2 separate regions of the Homo sapiens genome follow, and region 2 is linked to region 1. The links are chromatin loops, found by intact Hi-C in ENCODE. Cell type or tissue: heart left ventricle. All regions are shown on one strand. Links, peaks and the distances in the headings refer to the core of each region. The heading gives the core; the rest is flanking DNA. Region 1 overlaps LOC124901056 (a long non-coding RNA gene). Region 2 overlaps GRAMD2B (GRAM domain containing 2B).

Region 1 (16,220 bases), core at 4,185-12,184:
CACTAATAATGATGATTGTCAACAAAATCTTAAGTTATTTAGAAAGCATGAAATTAAAGACAGGTAAAGTGAAAGGCTCATATACTATTATATAATAGTTTGTATCTATGTTGCTGTTGATTATACATATTTCTTCAATTTAGCATTCATCCTGCAATTTTTTAAAACAGTGAAGTGTAGCAAGGCCAGGCCAAATTCAGAAGAGGTGACTGAAATGATGCTGCCCGATCAAAAAATCGTTTGGTCTTCAGAATTGAGCTCATAGGATCTTTTAACACGTGAGTCAGGTCATAAACATGCAATTTATAGCTGAAGAAATGCATGTGGCTAATAACAAATGAAAAAATATTCTCCACTAGTAATAAAAAACAAAGGAGGAGACCCAACTGGGTAACAAACTGGCAAGGAGTTTTTGAAAGGTCACCACATTTGGGGTGATGGTGGTAGGCTTAACATGCTTGTGTGCATTGCTGGGAATGCTTCTGGGAGGTAGGTATTACACTGATTTTGCAGAGGAAGAACTGAGGCTCAGAGTGCCTATCGAACTGGTCTCATGTCCCACAGTTTGTGACACTCAAACACAGATATAGAGGCTTACCAACTCCTCCACAGCCACAGTGAGCAATTAACCCAGACAGGAAAGACATCATTTTGAGATTTTTGGTAAATTAGAGTTAGAATGGGACCTCTGCCCAAAGCACCTGTGAAAACTCTATAGCGTGAGGTAGGGTTTGGTGACTGGGCTGGGCCATCACGAGAACTGCAGAGCCCTGGGCAGTTTATCTGAGATACCGTGTTTCAGTGTTTCTTGTTAGATTTTCAGAAATGGAAGATGAGGAGCAGAGGGAATTTATTCATTGTGTAATTTCTATATGCCTGGCATTTTACATATAGAAACTTACTCAATCCTCTTAGCAATGCTAGGAAACAGAATTTTTTTTTTTTTTTTTTTTACCATTTCGGAATTAAGAAAACTGAAACTTGAGAAACTGTCTCTTTTCCTAGTCAACACATTCAGTTAAATGGCAGCAGAGTTGGGATTCAAATGCAGGTTTGTAGAATCCAAAGCCCAGTCTGAAAGGAAACTAGAGATCCTAATCTTCCCACCCATTTATATTTTATGTTATGTTTTCAGTTCCCATCATGCCTCACAGACAGTGTTTTTCTTCACAGTGTTTATGTGTACCCTTCACATGTCTTTCTGAAGACATTCTATTTATTGCCCTAGCTCTGGGCTAAGCCTAACAACCCTTCAATACAATTATTTATTCTTTGAAGATAGGATTATTTGAGGGATTTTAAAGCAATTATAGTCAGAATAATAGAGGAATTTTTAAACAAATTAAATATCTCTACATATACTTGTTACTCTGCTAGCAGTTGTACAAAATTTAAAGTAAAAAGCAAAGCAAAACCTAAAAAACCAAAAAGCTAACCCATAGTGCCTGCTTACAAGGAGCTCATAAAACCTAACCCAAACCCAAACCTACCTTTCTAGGTTAAAAGGAACCTAAAACCAAAATGTAGAGAGTTGACATGGCAAGTGTGACTTCATGCAAATATCTTATAATCCTAGTTTTCCTGAGCTGAAATGGCAAATACTGAGTTCTCCCGAACACATAGAGTCTTAGATTGCAACTGTATCTTTCAAGCCACTCCTAGCATTGCTCACTGCTGTCTCCACTTGAATTCCCCTTTCAGCTTGAGTGACATGACAAACCTCAAACTTCCAGTTTTGTGCAATACACCTATAAGCAAAATGTACTTGTATCAGGGGTTTCTGAGGACATTACAGTATGTGGGATAATTCTTGCTTTTACTCAAGACCCTGATGATAAACAAGGAAAACTCCCCCAGTGGGCAATCAAAGACATTCTCCATGTGGAGACACTCTGTCCTTAAGATACCAAAAAGGCCTTTTAAACCACAGAAGCCACACTCCACTCCCAAATGGTTTTTCCAGGTCTGAGACCTGTCACTTACAGTTCCAGGTCCGGACCCACTGGCTTCACTTCTCTCCCGTGGAACATACTCTTCCAGGGCATAAGCTGTGCTTGGAATGTTTGCTGAATGCTCCTTTTTGCTTGTAGGACTTGCTGTCTCCTTGTCATCTTCTAGAGGCCAGGTGATCTTCAAGAAACTCTGGGAAATGTCGGGAAGGAACTTTGTATTTACACCAGATCTGCCCAACCACAGCTCTTTGAGCCAGTTGGTGTGCTTTTCGCTCACAAGTGCTATCTCAGAAGTTTTCTCTTTCAGCGTCTGCTCAGAGGGATGGCACCAGCCGCACTTGAAACCCACATGTGTGAGAAAGCAAATGACCACAGAAACATTCAATGTGACCTTTAAGATAATGTTACGTCTTTGCCTTAAGAGCTTCATCTTATCTTGATGTTGACTTGGAGTCACATCACTGACCCTTTACTCATGATGACGTATGTCTTTCCGCAATCCTGATGCCTTTCTTCACTTTAGAAGACAGTGATTGTGTGTTACCTCAAAGGCTCTACCATAATTCACCCCAAATGGTCCTCAGTTGTCCTACAAGTTCATGCCTATTCATTACATAAATTAAACAAACCTAACACAACTTTGATATTCACTATTGAATGGCATGATCAATGTCTTATCACCCGTGTCTCATATGTGCATTCTGTAATCGGAATATATATTTCTCTTTAGAATATGTTTTGTGTCATACTCATCATGATTCTTTTCTCACTGTGGGGACTCAATGAATATTTACTGATGATAAACCTGTCATGCTGGAAAGCAAATTCACAGAGAAGCTGAACTTACTCAAACTTCCTTCTTTTTAGCTGTTCTACCGTGTCACTAATGCAGACAGTAAAGTTGCTCATTAATTAGAATAATAATGAAATGGCATTAAAGTTTTTCTTTCTTTTTTTTCACTCTGTATCAGACAAAAATCTGATTGGCTGAACTCAAATAATTAAATAGTTTTAGGTACTTAATTCACTTTAATCTAAGACCATTGCAAAACAAAGTGTACATTTGGAGATGATTTACTTGCATAGGATATACTAAGATAAAGATTTACAAATGAGAAAGAAGAGTACAATTTGCTTGAGTTCAAAACTAGGTAATAGAACAAGAGAGATCTATGCAAGAGATTATTTAGAATGCAAACAACTTATATTCTCTATCCTTTCCTTTCCTTCCTTTTTTTTTTCTTTGAGACGGAGTCCTGTTCTGTCACCTAGCTGGAGTGCAGTGGCACAATCTCGGCTCACTGCAACCTCTGCCTCAGACTCCCGAGTAGCTGAAATTACAGGCATGGACCACCACACCTGGCTAATTTTTGTATTTTTAGTAGAGATGGGGTTTTGCCATGTTGGCCAGGCTGGTCTCGAACTCCTGACCTCAAGAAATCTGCCCACCTCAGCCTCCCAAAGTGCTGGGATTACAGGTGTGAACCACTACGTCCAGCCCCTTTCCTATTCTTTCAATTAAAATTTGCCCTCAGGTTGTGTTAGATTGAATGCATTGATAATCCCAGCTACATTAATGGCCTCTATATATCCATAGCCTTTGCCTTATAGCTTTGTAATTTCTACCTACTCTAACTTGGACTGGTCTTGTTACTTGCTTTGGCTAATAAAATGTGGCAGAAGTGATACTGTGACAGTTCTGAGTCTAGACCTCAAGAAGCTTCGTGGGTTTCTACTCCTTCCCTGTGGTCACTATGACTACACGACTGAATTAGAGGTATCCTCCACATGAGACCACATGGCACAGAGCTGAGTCATTCAGGCTGTCGTAGACCACCCGGCTCCCCAGTGACCTGCCAAGTCCCCACAGACACAGTAGTGAGCCCAGCCAAAATCTAACTGATGTAGATCAACAGAACTACCTGAACACCTGTAGACTCATAAAAAATAATAAATAATTGTTTCCAACTGAGGTTTTGAGATGGATTTCTACACAGCAATAGCTAACTGCTTCAGATCCTATATTCATATCACTAATGCAGTAAGATGATAATAGCTCCAGGGGCAATTATGTTTTAACTGTTGCCAACCACTTGAGCTAAATGAGGGTAATTTTGAGAGGGTCTTCAGGTTCAGTAGGTCAGCAGGATGAACTTAGGCAATACAGTGGATCTTCCTGGGATCAAAGTCTGATATGCTTTAGAGGTCTGCTATCATGAGAATAGGAAAGGTAGCTTTAGGGTAGGGTAGATGACATCTATTAAAGATCTAAAAATTGTATTGTTAGTCCTACAAACTGTTGCCACTACAATCCCACTTCATCTCCCACTTCCCCTTCCGTACTTCCACTTCCCTCCATGGTCACCAGGCAAAGTTGAGAGTAGTACTCACCACCCAACTCTTCTCAGGTCTATGGGAAGCCCTTCTTCTCACCATTCTAATGACTGCACTCCAGGTTTTTTCACTGAAGGGGCAATACACCTTTAATGTGAGACAAACCTGGCTTCCAATCTTGCCTTTTGCCTAACATGTTAAGGGCCCTTGGACATGCTGAGGGTTTACTGCCTGTGTTATCCAGTTTTCTTCTCTGCGAAATGGTGATGAGAAAAGGCACTTGGCAAAGCTCTGTTTTTTCTCTTTCCTGCTTAACTCTACAAAGATACTTTCTGCTGATTTAGAAACTGCATTATAGGTCAAAGGTTTAGCAAATATTAACTTCCATTTTACTGCCTTTCTTAATAACAGGCAGACAAATGAAAGTTCAGAGATTTTACCTCAGGTGAATGGATCCAAGGTCCCACGTATTATTGGAGATGAGGCCATAAATACGGTAACAGTTTGATTACTCAGTTTGTGCTTTTTTTTTTCCAAAAAAAAGGAAAAACTCTATCTCTTACTCCATATTATGAATATGTAACAAAGTCATTCTTATGTAGGCAACTCTTCATAAACCACAGGGGTTCTATTTCAGACAAATAGAGGCACTTGGCTGCTTTCTCTAGGCATCTTATCTACCTGAAAGCCCCATATAGATGCCTCGTAAACTCAGCTTTTAGGAAAAGAGCTGAAGTAGGCTACTCAGACGGAAAGGCTGTTGGAAAGTTGGGGTAGTGTTAGTAATAATAAGCGACATCATAGTGATGGAATATTCTAGAAAAAAGAGCTCCAAGTTTGGTGTCAGAACACTTTACTAGTGGTAGAACTTTACTCAAGTTACCTTATCTCCCTTGGCCTCAGTTTTCTCTTATGTAAAATAGGGGCTTGGAGTAAATCAATGCTTTCCTAAATTGTGGTCTGTGGACAATTTCTCTAGCTTGTGTGGAAGTTGGCAAATACAGCACACAATTTTTGTCCCTTAGAGGTCTCTATGAAGGTCTGCATTTAATAAATCTATTCAACTTTATTAACTCAGGCTCAACCAGATAGAAATGGAAAACTGTTAATATCCTATAGGAAGAATCTCCTTTTGGAAATGCAGAGGCAGATGATTCTTAAGACTTTCTCTGTGTAAAGACATCTGAGCCAATAGAGAGATTTTAGTTCTATTGCAATTTACTGCAGAGTCCACTCTTACCAAGGAAGGAAATAGGGGAAAAAAAGGTCATATTTTATCGATTTCCTACTCCGCCAGGCAATGTGTTAGATATTTTACATATTCCTCATTTGCTCCTTGCAATAACTGTATGCAGTATTATTATTCTCACCTTACCAATATCGATTTTAACTACATTACTTAAACAAAAATAACCACTGACCCAGCTACTTGGGAGGCTGAGGTGGAAGGATTGCTTGAGCCCAGGAGTTCAAGGCTGCAGTGAGCTATGATCACACCATTGCACTCTAGGCTGGGCACCAGAGTGAGCCCTTTCTCAAATAAATAAATAAACAAGGAAAATCACTGAAGGCTTATTGAGAGAGTAACAATACAACATCAATGTAGAGTCAGTGGGATCAGTCCTAGATACTCTTCTCTATTGACACATTCTCTCAGTAATATTATTCATCCTATGACTTTAAATGCTATTTATATGCTGATGATGTCCAAGTCTTATAATTCCCCTCTTACTTCTCCCTATTAAATAAACACCTCAAACTTACTGTGACCAAAGTAGAATTTTTATTTACAGCTCTCCTCCAGAATTTTTCTTGTCTCATTTTACTGTTCTGATATGGTTTGGCTGTGTCTCCACCCAAATCTTACATTGAATTGTAATAATCCCCACATATCAAGGGCAGGGCCAGGTGGAGATAATTGAATCTTGGTGGCTGTTTCACTCATGCCATTCTCGTGGCAGTGAATAAGTCTCGCGAGATCTGATGGTTTTATAAATGGGAGTTCCCGTGCACACACTGTCTTGCCTGTCGCCGGGTAAGACTTTACTTTGTTCCTCATTCACCTTCCACAATGATTGTGAGGCATCCCCAGCCGTGTGGAACTGTGAGTCAATTAAAACTCTTTCCTTTATAAATTACCCAGCCTCGGTTATGTGTTTATTAGCAGTGTAAGGACAGACCAGTAAAGGGCTTCCTCATCCACCTGGTTGATGTAAAAGCAATTTAGGTGTTGTTGATTTCTCTCATGCCCTTGTTCCCCACGTGCAGTTCATCAACAAATCTTATCAGCTGTGCCTTCAGAACACATCCAGAATTTCAGTGCTTCTCTCCACTGGTATTCCTATTACTAGTCCAAGCTGCCATCTGTTATCTAGACTATTGCAGCAGTATTCCAATTGCTCTCTTCCCACTTGTATCACCTCTACAATCAGGATCCAGGATGATTTTAAAATTTAAAAATAAGAAAAAAACCATGTTACTCTTCCCTTTAAAATCTCCTAATTTTCTATTTCACTAAATTGCAACCTCTGGCCCTGCTCAGGTCTTTGCCCATATCTCCAGCCTCATTTAGCTCATGCTTCCTTTCATTGGTTTTTTTCCTAATCTGCAATATACCACACTTGTTTCTACCCCTGGATCTTTGCACCTGCTCCGCCCACTGACTATATAGCTTCCTTTCTGGCTCTTCTTGTCATCATTCAATTTCAACTCAAATGTCACCTTCTCAGGGAGCCTCCCCTGACTACAATGTCAAAAATAATCCTGGCTTGTGCAGAAACTATTACACCTCTCTGCTTTATGAAGTAAAAGAGTTGTCACTCTATCATTATCTTGCTATTTTTTTCCTCTGTACATTTCTCACAGCTAGAATGCAAATTCATGAAAGCTTATATTTTTTTGCTTTGTTCAACCCTGTGTCCCTACACCAATGTGTATCACAGTGCCTGGTACATATTGTTGCTCAATAGATATTTGTAGGACTGCTATGGTTTGAATGTGTTCCCTCCAAAATTCAAAGGTTGCCAGTGTGATAACAGGTGAGGCCTTTAAGAGATGATTAGGCCATGAGGGCTTCTCCCTTGTTAGTGGGATTAAGGTCCTTATAAAAGAGGCTTCGTGAACTGTTTAGTTAGTTTGCCCCTGTTCCTCCTTCCGTGTGAGGGTGTGGCCAAAAAACCCACATCAGAAGCCAGTGCCCCGATCTTTCCCAGCCTCGAGAATGGTAAGAAAATACATTTTTTTTTTTTTTTTTTTTTCATGAATTACCCAGTCTCAGGTACTTTGTTATAGCAGCACAAAGAGACTAAGACAAGGATTAATAAAATGTTATTTGTCTTGCTCGGCTTTCTAGCCATTTCTATTCGATACACATTTAAAAATAAACATTCATGAGGATAAACACAATGCCTTGGAGCAGATTCCAAACACATAAACTCATCAGAAAAACTGAAATGAGATTATCATCTGCACAGGATTTTTTAATTGCAAAAATCCTGAGGATAAAGAAAGGATAAAACAGTTTAAGAAATTGTCAAATGCTTTTCCATTGAGGCAGTGGTAGCTTAAGAGTAATCTGATATTTAATAATATGACTTATTATTTAACTGATATAACATACCAAATAGTTGTGGTACATTCTTGAAGTCATTGTTTCCGGGAAAGGACAGGGATCAAAACCACAAACGGCTAAATATGGCTTTTAGGAACTGGTCAGACCATTCTTTCTTATCCAATCACTCATTGCCAATGAGGCCACCTCTTACAGTGGATTTTCCTCTTCTAAATATCTGCACTGAGAAAGTAAAAGGCTAAGGGAAGAGTACTCACACAACTTCCTCTCAATATCCCTTCAGAACGAGCCTGTCTGTTATAACCAAAATCCAAGGAGAAGCTGCTAGACTGATACTGAACAAAATATCTATTTTGGTGTGATGTAACCCTTTCCTACAAGTTGGGGAGAGGTCGAAGAGAAAGTGGATAAGAAGGAAAATGAACACACTGTATACTCAAAGGAAAATAGACATTGTACCACAAAGTTCCATCTTTGAATTCTTGGCACCATCTAGTGGATAATGAGTCCTAATTTAGAGACCAGTTATTTTCTTAAATGGTGGTTCTCAAACTTTCTTAGTATGCCTCACAATTGCACAGAACTTGTACAAATACCCCACACCTATACATTCTGATTTTATAGGTTTGGTGTGAGACTTGGGCATCAGAGTTTTTTTTAACAAGCTTCCCAGGTGATTCTGTTTTAATTGATTGTGAAATTCAACTATCTCTTTGGAAGTTAGCTTTTTGTTTGTATGATATTCCCTCTTTCTTTTCCCCTTGTAAAAATATTTATATGTATATTTTACATTGTAAAATCAAAGTGAACTGTGAGCAACACTATTCTGAAGTTTCTCTAAGAATTAAGTGACATATTCAAGTAAAAATAGGTGAGTGTGAACTTGGGGGTGTAGTGGGATAGCCCCAAACACATGTTGCAAATCAGTGCTCAAGTCAACCAATATCCAACTAAATATGACAAACGTCATTTGTAATCTGCCTATTTCAGGTATCATCTTCCAATTGCTCATTATCTGCTATCCACTGATTTTAACAACTTAAACTTTTTAACTTCTCATTTTGAACTCTTACAAGAGCTACTTCATCATTTCATCCAGATCGAACTATAATGCAATTAATCAAAATTAGAAAACTAACACTGACACAATACTACTTCATACACAGGCCTTATTCAAAATTTTCAGCTGTCTTTCTAGGCTGCAGTCCAACCCAGGGGCCATGTTGTATTTTATAAGCATGTTTCCTTAGTCTCTCCAATCAAACAGTTCCTTGGTCTTTTTTTTTTTCCCCCGTCAATAAATTTGAGGAGTACGGGACAGTTTTGTTTGTTTGTTTGTTTGTTTTAAGAATATTCCTCAGTTTGGGTTTTCTGATGCTTCTTTCTGATTAAATTCAGGTTTTGTATCTTTGGTAAGATCGCCACAATGATAATCTTTGTGTTGTTCTCAGTGCATCAGATCAAGAAGCACACGATGTCAATTTCTTATTGATTTAAGTTTTGATCACTTGGGGTTATAGAGGCTCCTTGGGTTGTTCTCTTACAAAATAATCCTATATCAGGTGGTTCTAGAGGAGATGTTTCTGATTGTCTTGTAAGTTTTTCCTGGGAAGACACAGTCCACGGATAAATTTAACTGAGATAACATTGTTTGAAAAGATGATTTATGGAGGTTCAGGGTTTGCATAAACAGCTTAGGAGGTCCAGGATATCTGTGCACTTCCTAGGAGACCTTTTACATCAGACTTTCTGTGGCTTCCTAAGGAAATGGATATTGATGTTATGACCTCAGACAGGGAGCAGCAGGTACAGCTGGCACATGGATTCACAAATGCTTGACTGGCCCTCTGATTTCAGCTGTGACTATACTGGACAATTCTCTGCAGGCTTCCACTTATTTTTAGCTGAGATTGTCTCACTTCAAGTGCTTCATCTAATATCTCAGGTATTAGATTAATTTATTAATCTAAAGAAAATATAAAGAAATTAGATTTTTGGTGCTGTAAGGAACTTTCTAGGCCATGGCACATGCCCAGAGGTCAGGGGAATAACCCTTGATCTGTGGGGTCTGGGGGTCAATGGTTAAATACTCCTCTACCTCTCGTAAGTCAGGCAAAGCCTCATTATGAAGGTTATGAATACTGGGCCCAGGGTTTTATCCCACGGACAGGGTTTTATCCACGGCTTGAGCGGAAGAGTGACGGCAGGGAGAATGTTAATTAGGATCCTAGCCACTTGAATAACGTGGACGTTAGATTGATGTGGGAAGTAAATAGGGGCAGGAACAGATAACCAGGAGTCAACTACAGTTGTCTTGATTGGAAATAAATTGTGACCAAACTAGGCAGAGCAGTGCTGTAGAAATTTGAAGGTGGAGACCTGATAGTAAAACCCCAACTATGCTAGTACATTTCCCTTACTGACTTGGTGTGTTTGGTAGCCAATGAAATGGGCTCGGTCTCAGTTATCTCTTGCTGTATAACAAACCTCTCCCAAATGTAGTGGCTTAAATTGGCAATTTGTTCACGAAGTTGAGCAGGGCTCAATTAGGCAGTTATGTTGCTGCTGTTTCCGGGGGTATATTCAAATAATTAACTGTTATCAGGAGGTTGTCCTATGGTCTGAATGTGTCCCCCAAAATTCATGTGTTAGAAACTTAACCCCCAGTGCAACAGTGCTGGGAGGTGGGGCTTTTGGGATGTGTTTGGCTGAGCCCTGATGAATTAATGCTGTTATAGGAAGAGCTTGTGGGAGTAGACTTGCTCTTTGTCCTTCTGCTAAGGGAGGACACAGCATTTCTCCTCTCTGGGGATGCACTATCCAAAGCACCATCTTGGAAGCAGTGAGCAGCCCTCATCAGATGCTGGCCCCTTGATCTTTGTCTTCCCAGCCTCCAGAACTGAGACACTTCTGTTCTTGATACTCAGTCTGGGTATTCTGTGATAGCAGCACAAATGGACTAAGACAGGTTTGTTGGGGCCTTCAGAGTGTGTTCCGCCTGGTCTCTCCCTGCAGTGGCCTCTCTCACTTTTCTTACACGAAGGCCTCAAGTCCAGAAGGCAAGAGCAAAATTGCAAGCTTCTTGAAGCTCAAGCTCAAAAGTCACATAACATCACTTCTGACTTATTCTATCAGTCCAAGCAGTCATGAGTCATCCAACTTAGATTCACATGGTGGGGAAATAATCTATCTCTTGATGGGAGGAGCTAATACAATTTATGACCACTTTAAATTTTTCAGTGTATCTTGGTAGCTGATGAAATGAACTTTTGGTGTCTTCTTATCTGGGTTTGGATTTATAGCTAGAATTCAAATAACCATGTGCTGACAAACCACTCCTTCCTCTTACTAATACCCTGGTAAATATTCCAACACCTCTACTCTTGTTCCTGTTAAATATTTAAAGCCAGGACACTTGAACTCTATCATAGACTTAATCTCACGTAAGTAGAAGAATGTAGGAAAAAGCTTAGATTCTTGGAATATTTTCCAGAGCCACTGAAACTAATATCTTTTAAAAAACTACTGAATGTACTTCAAATGAGTTTTATGAAACTAAAGTTTTTTGTGAATTTGGGCTTTTTTTTTTCAAGGAAGAGAAAAACAATAAAGGGTAATTATATTTTCAGAATATGGTCTCAATGTTTATGGGACCATTTTGATAATTGCTTTAATTAACATCTTCATAACAGAATAAAAACTTCTCTTCAGTGCTAGTATTATGAAATATTGGTAAAAATGTTAGTGCCTTAAATATCAGTTAGCTAGTAACAATAGTAACTTAGAAAGTTTCATAAAGTGGCAGCACTGAAGTATCAAACTTACAAAGTATCAAACTTACAATTTTGTCCTTAAGGTATTCCCTGCATATTTGGGATGTTACCCTCAATCTGGAGAGCTTTTGATAATAATACAAGAAATCATTTTTTTTTTTTTTTGAAAGAGTCTCACTCTGTCACCCAGGCTGGAGTGCAGTGGCACGATCTCGGCTCACTGCAAGCTCTGCCTCCTGGGTTCACGCCATTCTCCTGCCTCAGCCTCCCGAGTAGCTGGGACTACAGGTGCCCACCACCATGCCCAGCTAATTTTTTGTATTTTTAGTAGAGACAGGTTTCACTGTGTTAGCCAGGATGGTCTCGATCTCCTGACCTCGTGATCCGCCCGCCTCGGCCTCCCAAAGTGCTGGGATTACAGGCGTGAGCCACTGCGCCCAGCCAAGATATTGTGTTTTAAAGAGGTAGCAACAGAATGCTAATATTCTTTCCCATGAGGAATGGTTAGGTCATGTATATACAATGTGTGGAAAGCTGTGGCAAAACTTGATCCCTAAGTGGGGTATTGGCTTCAGAACAGTTAGGGCTCTAAAGTCGGAACTGGAGAGGCAAAAAAGAGGTTTTGCTGAAGAGATGAGAACAAAGACAGCCTAAATCAAAACCTTTTTGGAAGGCTGTCTTATTTCCCTTTAAGCCAAGATCCCTGACTCAGTTCTGGGTATTTCTAAGATGGCCTTTCTGATTTATCTGAGAGCTCTCTTTAGTTGTATTTTTGATAAATAATAATTGTACATATTCATGGGGGACAATGTGATGTTTTGATACACTTATTCATTGTAGAATGATCAAATCAGGCAAATTAACATATCCATAGAGCTTTTTACCATTCTACTTCTCTCCTGAAACAGCTGCTTCTTAACAATTGACTTCAGGCTGTTTCCAGAGGTGGTCTTATTTACTTTTTGCTCTTTTGATTAAAGCTTTTATATTCTAACACTGGGATCCATGTATCTCAAAGCGTTTTCCTCAGAATACTTGTTTGCTTAGATGCTCTTGAAACAAAAATTCTATATAGCCATGACAATGCACAAATCATTGACACATGCAAAAACAAAGATGGATCTCACACATATAATGTATGGAAAATAAATCGACATGAAAGTACACACTGAACGAGTCCATTTATGTAAAGCTCAAAACAGGCAAAACTAATCTCTAGTTAAAGCAGGATAGAGGTTGTTTTGGGTGGGGGGTATCTTGAGGAGTGAGCACAAATGGGGCTTTTGTGTGCTGATTATGGTCTGAGCACTGGTTGCTTTGGTAGGCTTGCTTTGTGAAAGTTTATTGAGCTGTACGCTGATTTGAGCACTTCTCTACTTCTTTGTTAAGCTCATTAAGGAGTAGGACAATACAGAACAAATGGTTCTTCTCATTGACTTTCAAGTGAAATATGAGACTGGGTATCTCTAGTGGTTTGTTAAGGAAAGCATTGTTAGGCTGGCAACTTTTTTTTTTTCTGCATCCACTGTATTGTAGTGTTGATTTGGATTTTATTGGGTTTCAGTCTCCAAATAAACCAATAAGGGGTCAAACATCCAACAGATCAGTGGCAATCAGCAACAGAACAAAAACAACAAACAGCAAAGCAAAACACCATCAACACTGCAGTGCTATAGGACTGCATTTGATTGAAAAAAGAATCCTCATGCTCCACTAAGCCAGAAAAAGCTACCAGTATAAGGCATTGTTTCCAAGAAAACTTAAGAGGAAAGTGAAAGCTAAACATTGCTATCACTGAAGCCAATGTTATCTAGACATGTTCTTTATTTTCCCCGGAAATACCATCTAGGATTATGTCACGAGGTATCACTTGGAGAAAAGTTTTCAGCAGGAAAATTGTATATTTCTTAGAAGGGGGTGGGAAAATGGAAGTCATATAGACTGGTAAAAAAAATTAATATTTCATATTTGCCAAAATTCACATTTAAATGTTATATGTTCGTGGCCTTGAAACAGCCAATAGATTTGTCTCTGCCCAGGAGGCTGCACTGGGCAGACGTATTATCTTCCATACAGCAGTGACTGCTCTCACAGTTGGTGTCTCTGCCAGGAGGTTTGTAGACTGTAATAGAAGGTAGGACATGATACCTGAAATCATCATTCTTTTCTATCAGTAGAAAGAGTTGAAATAGGGTCAATGATGCTATCCTTAAGCTATTCCCTGCATATTTGGGATGTTACCCTCAATCTGGAAGTTAGAGGAGGAAAGATTAGCATTTTCAATTTCTGCTGACTTATCAGAGACACAATTGTGATGGGTGAAAATGGAGCTCATCTTTGGGACACAAAATTTAAGCTGACCTAAATACCTTATCTCATCTTGTTGTTAATGTGGTCCATGGGCTGAGAGATTGAATTCACTTCAGCGTTTGTTGAGTGCCATTCACCATGCAGAACACTAGGGATGAAAAGGCATGGGTCTCCCAGAATTGTGGGAGGGACGGATATGCGCACACGGTTATAATCAATGGCAAATGTCATTGCATAAAAATATAGGGATGGTGTTACACACAGAGAAAGCAACTCTACTGGTGGCAGGGAAGCCTACAGAGAAGAAAATCTTAAAAGCTGAGTGGGAATTTGTCAGACGATGCGGGGAAAGGACATTACAGGAAATATGAAAAGCAAGGGGGGAGGGATGAAGCTTGGATTTCCATGGAGGGGCCAGAGAGTGGTGAGGACTCTGGGATGTTAGGATTTAGAGAAGAAGGGGAGGCTGGGCCAGGAACGGTGGTGGCTCATGCCTTTAATCCTAGCACTTTGGGAGACTGAGGCAGGCAGATGGCTTCAGGCCAGGAGTTCAAGACCAGTCTGGGCAACATGGTGAAACCCCATCTCTACTAAAAATACAAAAATTAGTTGGGCATGGTGGCATGTACCTGTAGTCCCAGCTACTTGGGAGGCTGAGGTGGGAAGATCACTTGAGCCTGGGAGGTTGAGGCTGCATTGAGCTGAGATTGTGGCACAGCACTTCAGCCTGAGTGACAGAGTGAGACCTTATTGTCATCCAAGCTAGAGCTAGATTTTGGAGGATGTTGAATGCCCTGGGAAGGAATTTGGATCTTAACCTAAAGAGCAGTGGAAGAATTGTGAAAAGGGAGAAATGTGATCCTCCCTGTGTTTTAGAAAGGTAAGATCAGCAACCATTTGGATAATGGCTTATAGAGGGAAAAGCAAACAAGGAGATCGGTTAGGAAATTACTAGAACAATCAAGAACACCCTGAATGAGACTAAAGATGAACAACTTGGAAGGCAGAATCTATCCTGGATCTAAATGCTGTTGTAGGCATATAATGGGTTAGTATAAAAGCATGAAAACAATGTTGACCTATTTTAACAACCCAGAAAGATTTCCAAAATATGTTGTTGAATAAGTTTACAAAAACATGAGCAATAATATTCTAAATCTGTATCTGCACAGAAAAAGCTGAGAATATATGTAGTATACTAAAATGTTAATAGTAATATTTATTTGCTAATAGACTTTTGGGTAATTTTTGGAGAAAAGCAACTCACATGTCCAGTTAAGAATATAGGGCAGGGCGTGGTGGCTCACGCCTGTATTCCCAGCACCCTGGGAATCTGAGGCCAGTAGATCACTTGAGGCCAGGAATTTGAGACCACCCTGGCCAACATGGCAAAGTCCCATCTCTACTAAAAATACAAAAATTAGCCAGGTATGGTGGCACATAACTGTAGTCCCAGCTACTCGGGAGGCTGAGGTGTGAGAATTGCTTGAGCCTGGGAGGCAGAGGTTGCAGTGAGCTGAGATCATGCCACTGCACTGTAGCCTGGGCAACAGAGTAGACTGTCTCAAAAAAGCAGTATGTAAGGGCTTAGAAAAAGTCTTTTATATTCAGACCATTTTTAAAACCTAGTAAATAGTCTGGCACTTCAAGGTAAGTGGGATATGCAGAATCAAGAGGAGTACAGAAAATAATCAAAAGATAAATGGAAAATAAAAATATGATAGAATGTAGAAATGGAATTATTGAACTGAGAAGAGATGGCTGGGGAACAATTTTAAGGGTGTTTTAAAACTTATCTCTGGATGCCTTTCAAGTTGATCCCATTGGTAGAGTCTAAGAATGTTGCTCTATGAAGGTGGTAGAGGCTTACATGATCCATTAAGGACCCTCCCAACTATACGATTCCTTTTATCATCTAGTTTCATTGAATCAGCCTATGAAGGGAACCAAGTCTTGTATTAACTCTTGTAGTATTTCAAGTACTTTTTTCCTTAAAATATACATTTAAATATTAATATATATTTGAAGTATTTCATTCCAATTTCATAAAACAACACTGGCCACAGATGTAAGATTGAACTGATACTGTTGGATAATACAATTTACATGTAATTGTGTGGGACCAAACTGACTTTACCAATTCAGAATAAAATCCTATAGAAGGGTTGAGGGTTGAAGAGATAGCCAAGGAAAAGAGTTTGGAATTGAAAGAGAAGAAAAAGAATGACTAAGGTTAATTTGTAGGAAGATAAATGTATTTATGATGAAAGATCAATAGTT
Region 2 (15,783 bases), core at 51-8,050, 130 kb before region 1:
TTAGCTGGGTGTGGTGGCAGATGCCTGTAATCCCAGCTACTTGGGAGGCTGAGGCAGGAGAATTGCTTGAACCTGGAAGGTGGGGGTTGCAGTGAGCCAAGATTGCGGCACTGCACTCCAGCCTGGGTGACAGAGCAAGACTCTGTCTTGGGAAAAAAAACAAAGAAGGAAAAAAAAAAGAATTCAGAGCAAGGAATTCTCAACAACCAGCCCTGTGATGGGAGTAGAAACCTTGCAGACGAAAAGAAAGAACATATTGTTTTTTAGAGGAACAGTCTGTGATGTCCTATGGGTGTTCTCAGGTGAGTGAGGAGGAAGGGGATCTGATATGTAAGTGCCAGCAAAGGCATGCCTGCTCCTGAGCCATACAACACCACACAAAGACAGGCTTTACACATGAAACCAAGGGCCAGGGAGCTGAAGTAGCAGGATGAGTTATGTGGGTAGTAAGCAGTGGAGCAGGGATAAGAACAAAGGCCTGACTCCAACATTTATGCTCTTTCTACTATACTGTTCCACCATTAATTCCACTTCCAGAACTAAGAAAATAAGTGTTTACTTCAGTTCCCGTAAGAGACATTGCTTTCTTCCCCAACTTTCTTGCTTTGTTTCTTCCTCATGTATCCCTCAGGACCAAAGATAAATGGAAAAACAGGAGTGGGAGGTAGAAAAAGGAATAAAACAAAGAACTGACATCCCAAATCCACAAAACACACCTACGATGACACACACACAAAACCCAAAATTAAAACAAAGGAGAGAATTAAGCAATTTACAGAGGAAAACCCAAATGGCCAGTAAATATATGAGATGTTCAGCCTCAGTAATAATTAGGAAAATACAAGCAAAAACCACAATGAGATCCAGCTTCACACTATCTGACTGGTAGTGGGAAGGCTGAATGGACTAGGATGGTACCTGTGGGAAGAAACTTTGAGGAGACATTTGAAGACAGACTTCACTGGATTTGCCAACTAGTCAACCAGTGGCAGGTGGAAAGAGGGAGTTAAAAATTATTCTTAGATTTCCAATGAGGATGACTGAAAGAGCAGTGATGCCATGAACAGAAATAGGGAAGTTATAAGCAGAGAAAGATCATGAGGCTTAGACATCACCGGCCCCCGAAGGTGAGAAGAAGGAATTGCTGGTATGGAGTATAAGACCTTCAACAGCATGGAGCTGCTATTTCACCGGCAGGCTGTGCTGCGCTAGTGCCCAGCTGCCTCTGAGGAAAGGTGCAGATGAATCAAAAAGAGCACGGGTGTGGCCTGGTACCTCTTTTTTAATACTTAGATTCTTTTGAGCAATGTGTGCAACTTCTAACTTTTTAGAACATCAACACGCGCATTTTGACCCCAAATCCACTTTTTACTGAATCAGTTTCTGCTTTGAGACAAAGGTAGTCTCCACTGGTGCTCCTGTAAACCTCCCCGGCCTCCCTGCTAAGCTGTCTGAACCCTGCACAAGACCTGAGGCTGTTTGCCTGCTGTGAACAAGCTCTTCTGTTTTCAGTTCCCTGGTTACAGAATGTGGTGTCCCGGCCAGGCCCAGCGGGAGAGTGGGAAGAAACACAAAAGAAGGCGGCAGGATCCCATGTGTTTCTAATCCAAAGAATATCACTGGTATGTAAGAGTGAACAAAATTGAAAATTAATACCACTTCATTCTCTGGGTTGCATGAAAGCCAAACATTTGTAAGCATTTCATTAAAAAAAATCGTTTATCTTCAATTCTCAGAAACTAATGTTTTAGAAAGGAAGAAAGCTAACTCATACCTTCTCTAGGTTGATTCTCGATGTAAAGAACTTTCTACATTTGCCCATAAATAGAATGATTTAATATGAATTCTCTGACCTGACTTGGTTTAGAACATAAGTTTGGAAACTCCTTTGCTCTTAATACTTTAGCTGTTAAATACTAACTAACACTGAGTGTAGGAAAACAAAGATAATTTTATTCATTTGTATTTAATATGAAATTTTACTAATTTGTATTTAATATGAAGAAATATGTCTTCCCAAGTAAGCATAACTGTACTATGATGTAAAGCTACCAGATACTGGGCGTTTGTGACAGCAGTTGTAATTGAACACTGAATTCTCTCTAAGCCTTTCCTGAAGGATTAGGGTAAAAACAAAGTAGTTATCAGATAAAGGAGAAGAAAATAAGACATGTAAATCAGGTTTATTTCTGGGATATTTCTGGCATGCCTATCTTCTTCTCCAGCTCACCCTCCTGCTGCCTTCTAAGAATGCCACAGGCTAAGGACAGTTTTGCCCTAGCGTTGTTTGGACTGTAGATACTTTGAGGTAAAGGTACATCTGTGGCCTTATCAACAAAGCCTAAAGCTGAATTCTGAGGAACAGTAAAGCAGAGAGCTTCTAAGCACAACTTTGCAGTCAGACAGGCCTGGTTCAGGTTCCAGATCTGCTGACTTTATTTATGTATTTTTCTTCTAATGCTCTCTCAGCAGACTCACGTCTGCTGCCTTTCTAGGTGTGTCACCTTCAGCAAGCTAATTTGAAACTCTTGATTCTTCCCCTATCAGATAGGGAACAATGACGTCTATCTTCCATGGTTCTAATAGGACTTACATGCAATATTTTACCTATGGGAACAGTCAGCCTTGGTGGAGTTGGGGCTGTACTTTCTGGCCAAGCCAGTGGTTGGTCTCCAGTTCACTCCCTACTATGTCCCTACATTAAGCTCCGATGTCAGTAGTCACTTACCACTGGGCCCTGTGCTATTAAGTAATATGTCTAATCAAGGAGGAAGAACAAAAGACCTACAAGACTATGTATTTCAAGGAAAATGAGATTAAGACCTATTTCTTTGTGGAAATAAAAAATATTCTTCCACATTTACTATAAAAAGCCCCTAGCCAGGGTTGATCATGTAGGTTTATTGCGGCACACTAACGGCGTCTGAGTGTGTAATCCCTGACCTGACCTAGGGCAACCAACAGGCACTACTGTGACTGCCCCCATACACAGGAAAGAAATAGGTCACCTTTTCTAATTTCACTATGTTAGCTGTAAGCTCTTGACAGAGAACCTCCACATTGAATTGTACTTGTGACCTCAGGCCAGATGGTGCTGCCTGTCTGTAAGAAAAAAGAGAAAAATTATTATGGGCAGGGATGACAAGGAAAGAAGTGGAATGAACACATTTAAAATTTATTTGAACAGAAAATTGGTTTATAATAGAAGAGAATGAACATTTCATTTGTTAATATTAGACAAAGCCCTGCAGTAATCCGCAACTCCAGGCTAGATGTTTAGGGAACTAATTCTTAAAAGCTCAGCGGGAAATCTCTTAAGCTATTTTTGTTTAAGTGGATATGGTGTGTTTCGGCTTCTAAACAAAAATCAGGCAATTATTTTCAAGCACGTGGTTTCTTAGAACCCTTTTATTAACCCCTAATATCCTTTCTGTCTCCACCAGAGCATAAACTTACAAGAATTATTGTACTTTTGAGCTATTTATACTAGAACTTTACAAGTTTAGGAATGTCCTTATCTAGTTAATCAAATGTCCCTTGAAACACGAGACTTTTGTAGTTTCTTCTTTGAGATTTATCATACAACTATAATTGCCCTTGTCTCATAATCAGGCGTGAGCCACTGTGCCTGGCCTGGAGTCACTTCTTATCTCTATGCCAATATTAACTTTTTGAACAAGATGGGAGAAACTAAGGGCAGAGTATGAATCCATACCAAACTGTTTATTAGGCTTTTGTATTTTATTAGTTCAAGTGTATATTTATGGGTCAAAAATAACCTGTATGCCTGCATACATGTAAGCCACCTAAAGGTAATTCCTATGGAGTAAAGAAAGGTCCTAGAATGGTATAACACAGTATTTCTCAAAGTATAGAGCTCAGACCATTGCCATCAGCACCACCTGGGAACTTGCTGGAAATGCAAATTCTCAGGCCTCATCCCAGACCTACTATATCAGGCACTCTGGAGATGAGCCCTGAAATCTGTTTAAACAATTCTAGATAATTCTGATGCAAATTAAAATTTGAGAGCCACTGGTAGACTGAGGAGCCCATGGTCTTTGTAGTTATATAGACCTGCAGCTGAATCTGCAAACTGTAAGACATTAAACTAATTATTACTCTGAGTCTCAGTTTCTTCATCTGTAAAATGGGAACAGTTCTATTCTAAGGTTATGGTGAAAATATAATGAGGAAAAATCATCTGTATTTGTATGTGTATGTATCCATTCTAATAGAGCCTTCAGCATGTGGTGAATACTCTGTCAGGAAATATCTCTACTTCAAAAACTTGGGCTAAATGTACACTTTCTAACATGGCATAAATTATTTCACTTTTTAGGCAATGTGTCAAAAGCTTCTTGTAAATAGGTTTAAAGAAAAGAGCTCTATGTCTGAAAAGGTTTAATTAGGCCAGGCATGTTAAAAAAAAGACTGATGGAAAATCTTCACAGACACATTCAATTAATTACTAGTCACATTGATCTTGACAGTGGTCAAGAGTTTTGCAAATAAGTGAGTTAATATAAAAAGTTATACATGATAAAATGTGCTGAGTTTCTTGAATTGCTTCTTTCTCTGAGTGTCTTGATTTATTGCCATTTTACTAAGGTAAACTTGTGTAGTTTAATAAATGGGGCAAGGTCACAACTGCATCTTAGCATATTCGAGCAAGATAATGTAAAATTAGGCTTGTTTCTTGCCTTATTACTAGCAACATTACCACAACTCCAAAATAGTACAGGGTTAGGTCATTCATTTCTAGACCCTCCTACCTTTTTACTTTCCACATATACACTTAACAAAATGTCACATACAGAATGTATCTCCAATTAATGTTTACTAAGAAGGATGCTAAGTTCAGGTCAATTATTATATTAAGCAGAATGGCAAGCAGATGACAGCTAGAGGCAATCGTCTTACTCAGTATTATGGGTGTCCACAATGGAGGTTAGTAACCCCAGCTGCTCCTCCAGAGTATTAATTCTGTATCTCATGTAGAAGGTCGAGATGATTAGTGCACAGACACTGGAAACGGATGAAAGAGAAACTTTCGTTAGGTTAACGGCCAGGATCTGATGTTCATAAAACAACTCAGTGCCAATGTGGTACACCCGAGGCAAGGTATTTTCCAAAATAACTTGGTAAAAAGATTTTAAAAACATCCTTTTTAAACAGGCTGATGCTTGTTATAAAACTTACAGCTAGAAGAGACTTAAAATCCTCTAGCCCAAGTCCCTTAATTTGCAAATAATGGCCCTTCTAATAGCACTGGTCAGAGCCAGACCCAAGTTGGAGTACCAAGCCAGTGTTCCTCCTCCCTGCGGTACTACCGTCCTCTGCCAGAAGAGCCTGGGCAGATCTTAGCCATGTTCTCTGGTGACTCCCTCCTTTATCTGGAAACCAGACTGGGCATATTTTCCTTGGTTGGGAGGAACAGCCTAGAACTGGGTCAGGCTATTTTCAGAAGAACAATTGGTTACACGCTAGAAGTTAAAAAAGTCTATGCCTACATTTTTGGTAAAGGGGATGAGGACAACATTTTCAAGTTGTGTTGGCCCCTGTTCAGGGGACATGGGACAGATGGCAAAACAAAATTATAGCTAGATAGAAGGAATAGGTTCTGGTGTTGAATATCACTGTAGAATGACTAAAGTTAACAATGATAGAGTTTCAAATAGCTAAAAGAAGGATATTGAATGTTCTCAACACAAAGAGATGATAAGGGTGATGGATATGCTAATTACCCGGATCTGATCAGTATACATTATATGTATCAAAACATCACTATGTAGTCCATAAATACCTACAATGATTATATGTCAATTAAAAAAATAAGGTAAAAAAAATAACAAGGGTAAAGATGCTTCATAATTCACAGAGCAATTTCCCAACTAATGGTACCCACTCAGAACTTAGTCCTCTGCAGGGTTTGGCACAACCATGAAAATGTGACCTAAGCCTAAGGAAAAAAACCTGAAGTAGGAGACAGAAATTGTCAAAGTAAAGATGTAGGTCACATTTCAGACAATTGAGATTTACAGTAGGTCTTGGCAGTGTGAAGAGATTATTCCTTTAGCGAATGGAATCATTTTCTTAGTCACTCACAGTAAATTCATGTACTTACACAATTGCATAGAATATAAGAATATGGTGAAGCATCGGACATTTCTGAGACTTGACTTTATGTAAGATTCCAACAGTTTCTGACAGACCTGTTGGGAGGAAAACAAAAAACAACTGTTTAAAACCATAACACACTTCTTTTATCCAGCAATATCCCTATGGGGTACTTGAGAGAGGTAATTGTTCCCAGGTAAAAGAAATCAGAGAAAATATCAAGTCTCCCAGTTGTCATTTTAACCAGTGGTTACAATTCCTTCCAACACATTCCATTGATTACATACCTATCCACAGCCTTCTTTGTGTCAAGCATTGTACTGGAATCAATGATGGACAATATAACAATATCCTTGCTCCCTTACCAGTATAGCTAGTTATTAGAATAATTAGTAAATAAGAAATTTGAGTTTTACTGGAAAATTTTTTATTTTTTTGAGATAGTCTCACTCTGTTGCCCAGGTGACAGTGGCGTGATCACAGCTCATTGCAGCCTTGACCTCCTGGGCTCAAGCAATCCTCCTGCCTCAGCCTCCCAAGTAGCTGGAACTACAAACATGTACCACACCCAGCTGATTTTTAACTTTTTTGTAGAGATAGGGTCTCACTATGTTGCCCAGGCTGGTCTTGAACTCCTTGGACTCAAGCAATCCTCCCACCGCAGACTCCCAAAGTGCTGGGGTTACAGTAACAGAAATTTTTGAAAGATAATCTCATGTATTCAGAATCATGAAGTGACCTCCATGAAGGCTATTCACTTTTGTATCCCCCACTGTAAGCACGGAACTGGGTACTGTTTGCTAAAAGAATAAGTGAATTAATATGCAAAGACCTATAATACAAAGGGAGGAAAGGGAATATGAAAAGCAGTCATAAGGTGAAACCCAGTTACAAATAGGCCGGGCATGGTGGCTCAAGCCTATAATCTCAGCATTTTGGGAGGCTGAGGCGGGTGGATCACTAGAGGTCAGGAGTTCGAGACTAGCCTGACCAAAATGGTGAAACCCTGTCTCTACTAAAAATACAAAAATTAGCTAGGCATTGTGGCATGCGTCTGTAATCCCAGCTACTCAGGAGGCTGAGGTACGAGAATCGCTTGAATCCAAGAGGCAGAGGTTGCAGTGAGCCAAGATCATGTTATTGCACTACAGCAGCCTGGGTGATAGAGCAAGATGCTGTCTAAAAAAAAAAAAAAAGTTACAAACAGACATCTCCAATCCTTCTAAACCCACCCCCCTGAGACATCCATTCCTTACCCTGTACAGGGAGACTCTTGGCTTTTCCTTCAGGTACTCTGTTCACATGGGCATCTGCCCGAGTTGGCTTTGCTTCTCCCTTGGAGACATTCAGAACTGTTTGGGATTCTGTCGCATGGAAATCTACTAAGCCAAAACAGAGCTGGGTAAGTGTTCTCTCCAATGTATTTAAAAACAGGATTAATCTCCAAGTAAATCAATCCCTTAACATGCATAATGGTCAAGAATGTGAATGGATGGTCTCACAAGTTAGTTGTGGTGGCTGGGGCTGAAATTGAATGCTTAAGCAAATAAGTAATAAAGTGATATAAGGATAGTCTTTCATTTTCCAACCAACTCACATGGATAATTCAGCTGTAACAATTAAAAATATTATTGAAATAAGAGGGAAGAAAATAGGCCGGTGCGGTGGCTCACGCCTGTAATCCCAGCACTTTGGGAGGCCAAAGTGGGTGGATCACGAGGTCAGGAGTTTGAGACCAGCCTGACCAACATGGTGAAACCCCGTCTCTACTAAAAATAACAAAAATTAGCCGGGCTTGATGGCGCATGCCTGTAATCCCAGCTACTCAGGAGGCTGAGACAGGAGAATTGCTTGAACCCGGGGGGTGGAGGTTGCAGGAGCCGAGATTGTGCCATTGCACTCCAGCCTCAAAAACAAAAACAAAAACAAAATTGTATGTTTTTTTCTCTCAACCACCCCAACGTTAGGTCTATTTAAAAGACCTCTGTTAAATGTGCATAAAAGCAAATGAATTTTTACCACATAGGCAATTCTTTTCCCTCCAACTCTCAAGGCATCCTTTCTCCAGATTCCATTCCTGATTTTTAACTAGGAAGACAATGTGGGTTTTTTTCTTTCTTTTCTTTTCTTTTTTTTTTTAAGGGGGTGGGGTGAGGATGTTTTGAGGGGAATTAAATTTTAGTCAAAATACAACAATTTCCCAAACCTCGAGAGTTCTCAGATTCAGGAGTTTGAGAACCAGAACTGCTATATCCTTCCATGTCTTGCCTTCTTTGTTGAACCACTCCATCCAGATCTGAGAATTCATCATTGAAATCCTGAAAGGAAACAGTGAAATGAAGACAGGCTGATATTCCCTTAGTAAACAGGCAGGCCTTTGTAACTCCCAGCCCTTTCACCTAGGCCTGACCTATAAAACATAGAATAGAAGGAAGGATTACTCCATACGACTGGGATTTTCCCAACAGATGACTGAGTATCTGGTTACTGAAACAGATTTTTCAGGCAGTTAAAATTCTGTCAACAAACACTGGCCAACTCGTTCGAAACAACAAATGTCTAGGAAAACACCCAGAATGCCAATAATTGAGAAGCTTCCAGTGTGAAGCTGAAGGTTTCATTAGCACTTCGTAATGAGAAAACCTGATTACTACAGACATATATAAGAGAAAAAAATAGAAAGCTTTAAATCCAAGTTCAAATATGTAGACAGAGAGAAAGATATTACTAACTTATAATTTTTTTAAAAAAGTATTGGAAACAGAAAAGGAAAAGTGGCTTTAGCCAATTAGACCCTGAAAGTAAAGTTTAAGCTTTTTTTCTCCCCTCAACTAAATCAAAACAGGGTTAGTGATAGTACATTTAAATTTTAGAAAGATGATGTAGGAGTAAGGTAAAAAGCACAGACATTCTACTTTGTATTCTACTGGTTCCCCAAAGTGCTTAAGAACTGAAGAGACAAATGGTGTCATTAAAATGTCCTGGCAAAGGTACAATTAGGCTGAGCTTTTAACAATTTAGTCAGCTGCCAAATGAAGAAGAGACTCATCTTGTAAGCAAATTACCAACCTTTCACCTTGAACTAGCTGTCTTTTGTTCATCTCAACACTCATTTCGATTTCATACAAGGATTTATAGGAGAAGGAAAATTGAAAATTTCTTCAATGTAATGATTTCTTGAATGCCTATCTCATATCAGGCAGTATGCAAAGCTCCTTACATACATGATTGCATTTAATCTTCACAGCCACATCATGAAGCTGGCATTTTAATGGATGAAGAAACTGAGTCAAAGCAGTTAAAGCTTGCCTGATGCTATAACATAGCTGGGTGGAGCCCAGATTTAAAACCAGGTTTCTTGGATTCCAAATCAAGTGTGTTACATTATATTCTGTACTGCTTCCCACCACTGTTTTTCAAGGTAGATTTTTAAGAAATTGAGATAAAATTCAGGTAACATAAAATCCACCATTTAAAAGTATACAATTCAGTGGTGTTTAGAATATTCACAATGTTGTACAGCCATGGCTACAATCTTGTTCTGGAATATTTCCATCAACCCCCAAAGAAAGCCCATACCCATTAGCAGTCACTCTCAATTTCTCCCTCACCCCATTCTCTGGCAACCACTAGTTGACTTTCTGTGCCTATGGATTTTCCTGTTCAAGATATTTCATATAAAGGGAATCATACAGTATGTAGCCTTTTGAGTCTGGGTTCTTTCACTTAGCATACTGCTTTCAAGGTCCATCTATATTGCTATATTGTAGCAGGTATCAGTACTTCATCTCCCCTTTTTTTTTTTTTTTTGAGATGGAGTCTCATTGCACTGTCTCCCAGGCTGGAGTACAGCGGCGTGATCTCGGCTCACTGCAACCTCCACCTCCCAGGTTCAAGCAATTCTCCTGCCTCGGCCTCCTGAGTAGCTGGGATTACAGGCATGCGTCACCAGGCCTGGCTAATTTTTTGTATTTTTTAGCAGAGACAGGGTTTCAATATGTTGGCCAGGCTGGTCTCGAACTCCTGACCTTGTGATCCACCCGCCTCGGCCTCCCAAAGTGCTGGGATTACAGGCGTGAGCCACTGCGCCTGGCCCTTAATTTCCTTTTTATGGTTGAATAATATCCCATTGTATAGGTATACCACATTTAAAAAATCCATTAATCAGTTGATGGACATTAGGGTTTTCCCCACCTTTTGGCTATGATGAATAATGCTATTAACATTCTTGTACAAGTGTTTGTGTGAAAACGCTTTCAATCCCATTACTTTTAAACTGTTCTCAAAAAAAAGATTTGTGGGAGTTGTTGAAACCATGGGCTCATATTGCTTCACTAATGTAGAATATTTATAATCATTTGAATGGTATGGTTGGAACTCTCTTGGGAAAACATTATAACCATTATGGGTACAAATCTTACACAGAGGGAGCTACTTCCCACTGGAGATTTACTCTACGGTTTACAAAGTCTAAGGGAATGAATCAATCTTTACCTGTCACTTGGGCATTATAGCTTTCTTTTTTTTTCTTTTCTTTCTTTCTTTCTTTCTTTCTTTCTTTCTTTCTTTCTTTCTTTTTTTTTTTTTTTACAGTTAATTCTGAGCATATTCATTTCTCTTCTAAGTTGTGAAGTCTCTGAAGGCATAAATTAGTTTTAATTTTTCCTGGTATCCTACAGTGTGCACTAGCATGGTGCCTTGAACACAGAAGACATTTAAGGATTTGTGGGATGATTCAGTCCTACCTCAAATAGATTTGTGAATCCCTCTAAGCCAATATTGACAAGCAAACAGAGCAAGATTTTATGAATGCATTCACTGACCAGTAACTCACCAAGATAGTCTACTAGGTGTTTCTTTCTTTTTGCAGGACAACTCTTCAATTACTTGGAAAAAGTTTATGGCTACTATGGTTTCCTCTTCTTCAAGGAAGATATGCCCTGTTTCTTCAACTGTACCTCAAATATTTTGGTCCTAAGCTCTTCCCACACCCTGGTCATGGTGTAAGCACAAGTGTAATTGTGGGACATATTCCCTTTCTTTTGCATTTAGATAGTTATGTGGGCAACTTACCAGAGGCAGAGATGAAGGGCGGTCTGCTCGGAAACTGTTTTCAGCAGAAGATGGATTGGGACTGTTACCAACACTTGTATTCTGAAATTATTGGAACAAAACGAAAAGCCAGATTAACTATGAAACCATAAGAAATACAGAAGAGAGACAGTAATTGAGGCTCAGGGACATCATACTCACTTCTAAGTGTCCACACACAGATTTTAGTAGTTTGTAAGTTGAATCTCTGGAGAGTAAGGAGACAAATATGTACTGAAAAACAAAACAGGATAATTATGAATAGATATTGCCGGATGAGAAGTGAGAGTTGAGAGTTCAGAAAAGTATCTGTATACAGCTTTTGCATTTTCAAACAACATGGACCTCTCTTTGATCTATATTCTCATTCCTCTCACTCAAACATTCCATTTTTATTCCATTCCTGTAATAAAGCAAACATTCTCCCATAAAAGCAACAAAATCTTCAAACCCAATTTAAGAGTAATAAATACATGTAGGGCAAAATGAAGGCTCCAAAAGCCTGTCACTGGTGCCTCAAACAAGCCCAGAGAAGAAAAGGCCTGGACATTAAGAAAAGGCTGGTGACATTCACTAGATCCCCTTTAAAATCTCTCTCCCTCTGTTTTTGTTTTTAAGGGTATTTAACAATTCCCGAGGGTCCGCCTTCTCTGCTCTGACCTAGATTTCCACTGAAAACTTCCCAGTGGCTCTAATAGGCTAGCTCTCTTTCTTGCCACTTCCAGATTCTTCCTTGTACAAATATGGAGATTTTCTAGTGGAGACTTATAAGTGAGCCATGGGAAAGGAGTAAAATCAAAGCTAGACAAATCATGTGAAGACAAATGACATGAGGAAAAATGATTTTACCATAAACAATATGTTCAGAAAATATAAAAATTTACTTTTTTTCCATCTATTTATGCCATAGAATGTTTTCAGACCTCCTTTCCATGAGTTTGTGATTATCCTTCTCATTCACCAATGAGGGAACTTGAATTATTTCCGAGCAAGTACTATATTCCAAAGTAATTAATATTGTGGGTTCTGGCATCAGGCAGATCCAGTTGCAAATTCTGGCTCTTACACTTACTAAGTGGGTGACATTGGGAAAATTGCTTAACCCCTCTAACTTTCAGTTTTCTTAATAACAGTTATCCATTACAGGGTGGTAGCAAGAAAATATAAAAAAAGCATTAGTGCATGGCCTGACAAGGAGGAAATACTGATGCCTGTTGGCTATTAGTATTTCTAAAAAATCCCCAAATAGATATTAACATATTTTCTAGCTTATCAGAATGGTCTCTTTTATCTTTCCTTCTTTCTTCTCCTCTCTACAAGTTTTCTAGTATGGTTAGAAAGGAAATCTATAGCCAGTCATGGTGGTTCATGCCTGTCATCCCAGCACTTTGGGAGGCTGAGGTAAGAGGATCACTTGAGCCCAGGAATTTGAGACCAGCTCTTGGCAACATAGCAAGACCCCATCTCTATTGAAAAAAGAAAAAATAAAAAAGGAAAAAGGAGAAATGAAATCTATAGAATGTAGAGTTTATGCTTTCATAGAAATAATTCATGAAAGATTAAAAAAATTCATGTGAAAAGTAACCAGACCACTCCACTCCCTCTTTCTTGCCAAGCTGAAATAGACACCACTTTAATGTAAATTTTTCTGATTGTGCATGTCTGTGGTAGCCCAATAGTCAATTCAGCTCTGGAATTTCTATATAGAAGGTAGTTTAGGCAAGCTGTTAGTAAAGCAGGTCTAAAAACTGATCCTGTACCTGCAGTTGCAGAGCAGGTGCAAGTTTTATTTATCTGGAATGGCTCTAGGGAGGTATTGATTGAGGTTATGGGGAGGCTGGCCACCCCCACACCAGGAACTCCTCACTATCAACCTGCCTGCCTCACCCTGTCAGTAAGGTGGTGGTTTTGTTGTTCTTGTTCTTTATATATATTTATTACTTTTTTGAGACAGGGTCTCGCTTTGTCACCCAGGCTGGAGTGCAGTGGTGCTCGATCTCAGCTCACTGCAACCTCTGTCTCCCAGGCTCAAGCAATCCTCCCACCTCAGCCTCCCCAGTAGCTGAGACCACAGGTGTGTGCCACCAAACCCGGCTAATTTTTGTATTTTTTGAAGACAGAGGGTTTCACCATGTTGCGCAGGTTAGTCTTGAACTCCTGGACTCAAGCGATCTGCCCATTTGGGCCTCCCAAAGTGCTGGGATTACAGGTGTGAGCCCCCATGCCTGGCCTTGTCCTTTTTCTTTTTCTTTGAGACAGGGTCTTTCTCTGTTGCCCAGGCTGGAGTGCAGTGGCACAATCATGGCTCACTGCAGCCTTTACCTCCTGGGCTCAAGTGATTCTCCTACCTCAGCTTCCCAAGTAGCTGGGATCACAGGCACATACCACCACACCTGGCTAATTTTTATATTTTTTGTAGAGACGGGGTTTCACCATGTTGCCCAGGCTGGTTCCCAACTCCTGGGCTCAAGCAATTCTCCCACCTCAGCCCTCAGCCTCCCAAAGTGCTGGAATTAAAGGCCTGACCTCCTTTTTTTTTTTTTTTTTTTCCCTTTAAGACTATTATTAAAGGAACTGAATGTATCAGTTTAGCCTGACCTAGCAGAAGTTGAGAAAGAATTTTATTTTTTTGACCTTGGTCAGGCAAGTATAATTAAGTCAGCAGGAAATTCAAAATTGGCAACACTTCTATGAGAATAAATCACTTTGTGAAGGGAAACAGCACTACATGAATGTCTACAGGCTATAATTTTTAAAATTAGTCTTATGGAATTTTCCTGATTCACCACAGGAGATGATATTTATGGTTTGGAGTCTTGGTCCTTGGCAAGAGACCCCTTAGGCAGCAGAGCCCAGAGCAGGAGGACAAAGCAAAGATGCCCTCGCTCGGCTGCATACTCACCCTGTCTGTGACTGTTGCTATGATCAGGGCGTTTGGCACTAGAAGAGCAGTTTTGGTTTTCTTTATTAGGGTTACCGAGAAAGCTGGAATAGAGATCTGAAACAGAATCAGCAAGTTAATGCCAGTTCAGACTTGACAGAACAGCACTTCAAATCTTCACATTTAAGGAAAAAAGAAAAAAAAGGTAAACAGAAATCAAAACCAGCAGCAAGCTCTCCAGCCTCCATGAAAAAAAGCCAGTCTTACAGAGTGGCAGGGATGTATCACTGAGCTCCTCAAAGTGGGGCTTACTAAGCCAGAGGATAAATCTTAATCATCAATTGGACTGAAGATCTTGGTGGGAAACGTTTATCTTCAGACATGGAAATAGAATGCAAAATATGTATTCATTTTAAAGATAAGCACAAGGCTCTAAAGAAATTTCAAGCTTGTGGTCATCCACTTTGGGCTAACTTCCACATGCCCTACTCTCCTCTGTCTCTAGGTGCATGTTAAAAAGCACTGGTATAATAGGACCATCACTGGATAGAAAATCTGGGACCTGAATTCTTGGCTCAGTTCTGTTACTACAGGTTGAGCATCCTTAATCTGAAAATCATAAATCCAAACTATTCCAAAATCTAAAAGTTTTTGAATGCTGATATTGATGGTCAAAGGAAATGCTCATTGGAGCATTTCAGATTTTGGATTTTTGGATTAGGAATGCTCAGCCAGTTATATGTTGGCAGATATTGCAAAAATCTGAAATCCAAAACACTTCTGGTCCCAAGCATTTTGGATAGGGGATTCTCAACCTGTATCTACATGACCTACTCCCCCTTGTAAGCTATCCGTTCTAGGCCTCAGTTTTTTGATTTATAAATTGGAGATAGCCTCGTCTGCTTCTCAGGATTTTCTGTGGATTAAGTGAGATAATATATGCAAAATGCCCAGTGTTGAATAAAAATTTCATTCGCCTCCTCACTTGTTTCATGAAATCAGGATGGGTGACATAAAAGAATTCTAAATACTTTTCTGGTTCAACAAAGAATAACAACAACAGTAACTATAGAAGCTACCATTATTGATACCTATTTACCAGATAGAATTTAATTTAATTATGATCATACATAGTCAATATTATGAGAAATAAAGAAATTTATTTAGAGAGGTGCATGTCCTACATAAGAAGTTACAAAGATGGAATTCAAGCCAATCTGATTCCAAATGTGGGTTCTTTTCAATACAATGTGCTATAAGAATGTATCAAATGGCACAAAGAACAGAGAAGTTCATGATAATTTATGTTATACCTCTCCAACCAAGTTTGATCTCAAAGGAAAATGGATCACATCACTTCAATCCCTGAAAATAGAGTCACGCACAGCCATGGTAAAATGATCTGACTTCCCCCTTCCCTAGGAACTCACACTCACTTGAACATCTACTTCTTGAAAATGCCTCACATATTCTCAAAGAGATGGGCTTTATGTAAGTACTGCCAGCTTGAAGGAAGCAAATGAGCTTTTTTTTTTGAGACAGAGTTTTGCTCTTGTTGCCCAGGCTGGAGTGCAATGGTGCAATCTTGGCTCACGGCAACCTCCTTCTCCCAGGTTCAAGTGATTCTCCTGCCTCAGCCTCCTGAGTAGCTGGGATTACAGGCATGCGCCACCACACCCAGCTAATTTTTT

Evidence for each region. Peaks named below come from ENCODE experiments on the same cell type or tissue, not always from the same donor. Only the 100,000 strongest peaks of a DNase experiment are listed, where the experiment ranks them.
Region 2: it touches region 1 in a loop (5-fold over the local background); 39 of 110 quality-filtered maps call a loop at or near these places.

Annotation. Positions count from the first base shown.
Region 1 is chr5:126,346,223-126,362,442 of GRCh38, reverse strand. All of the region lies in intron 1 of LOC124901056 (a long non-coding RNA gene), which reads left to right. It also overlaps a transcript of GRAMD2B not described here. Among named protein-coding and RNA genes, the nearest start is that of GRAMD2B, 69 kb to the left of the region's middle. RefSeq lists an enhancer at 1,811-3,010. In heart left ventricle, for the core only: CTCF peaks have their summits at 8,154 and 8,355 (motif pointing left); no DNase peak of the experiment used is centred there; H3K4me3 peaks cover 352 bases; H3K27ac peaks cover 882 bases.
Region 2 is chr5:126,476,118-126,491,900 of GRCh38, reverse strand. GRAMD2B (GRAM domain containing 2B) reads right to left here. Exons shown (of 14, transcript NM_023927.4): 6 at 14,114-14,209; 7 at 11,374-11,445; 8 at 11,194-11,274; 9 at 8,327-8,438; 10 at 7,377-7,499; 11 at 6,128-6,215; 12 at 4,924-5,028; 13 at 3,009-3,102. Among named protein-coding and RNA genes, the nearest start is that of GRAMD2B, 61 kb to the right of the region's middle. In heart left ventricle, for the core only: no CTCF peak of the experiment used is centred there; no DNase peak of the experiment used is centred there.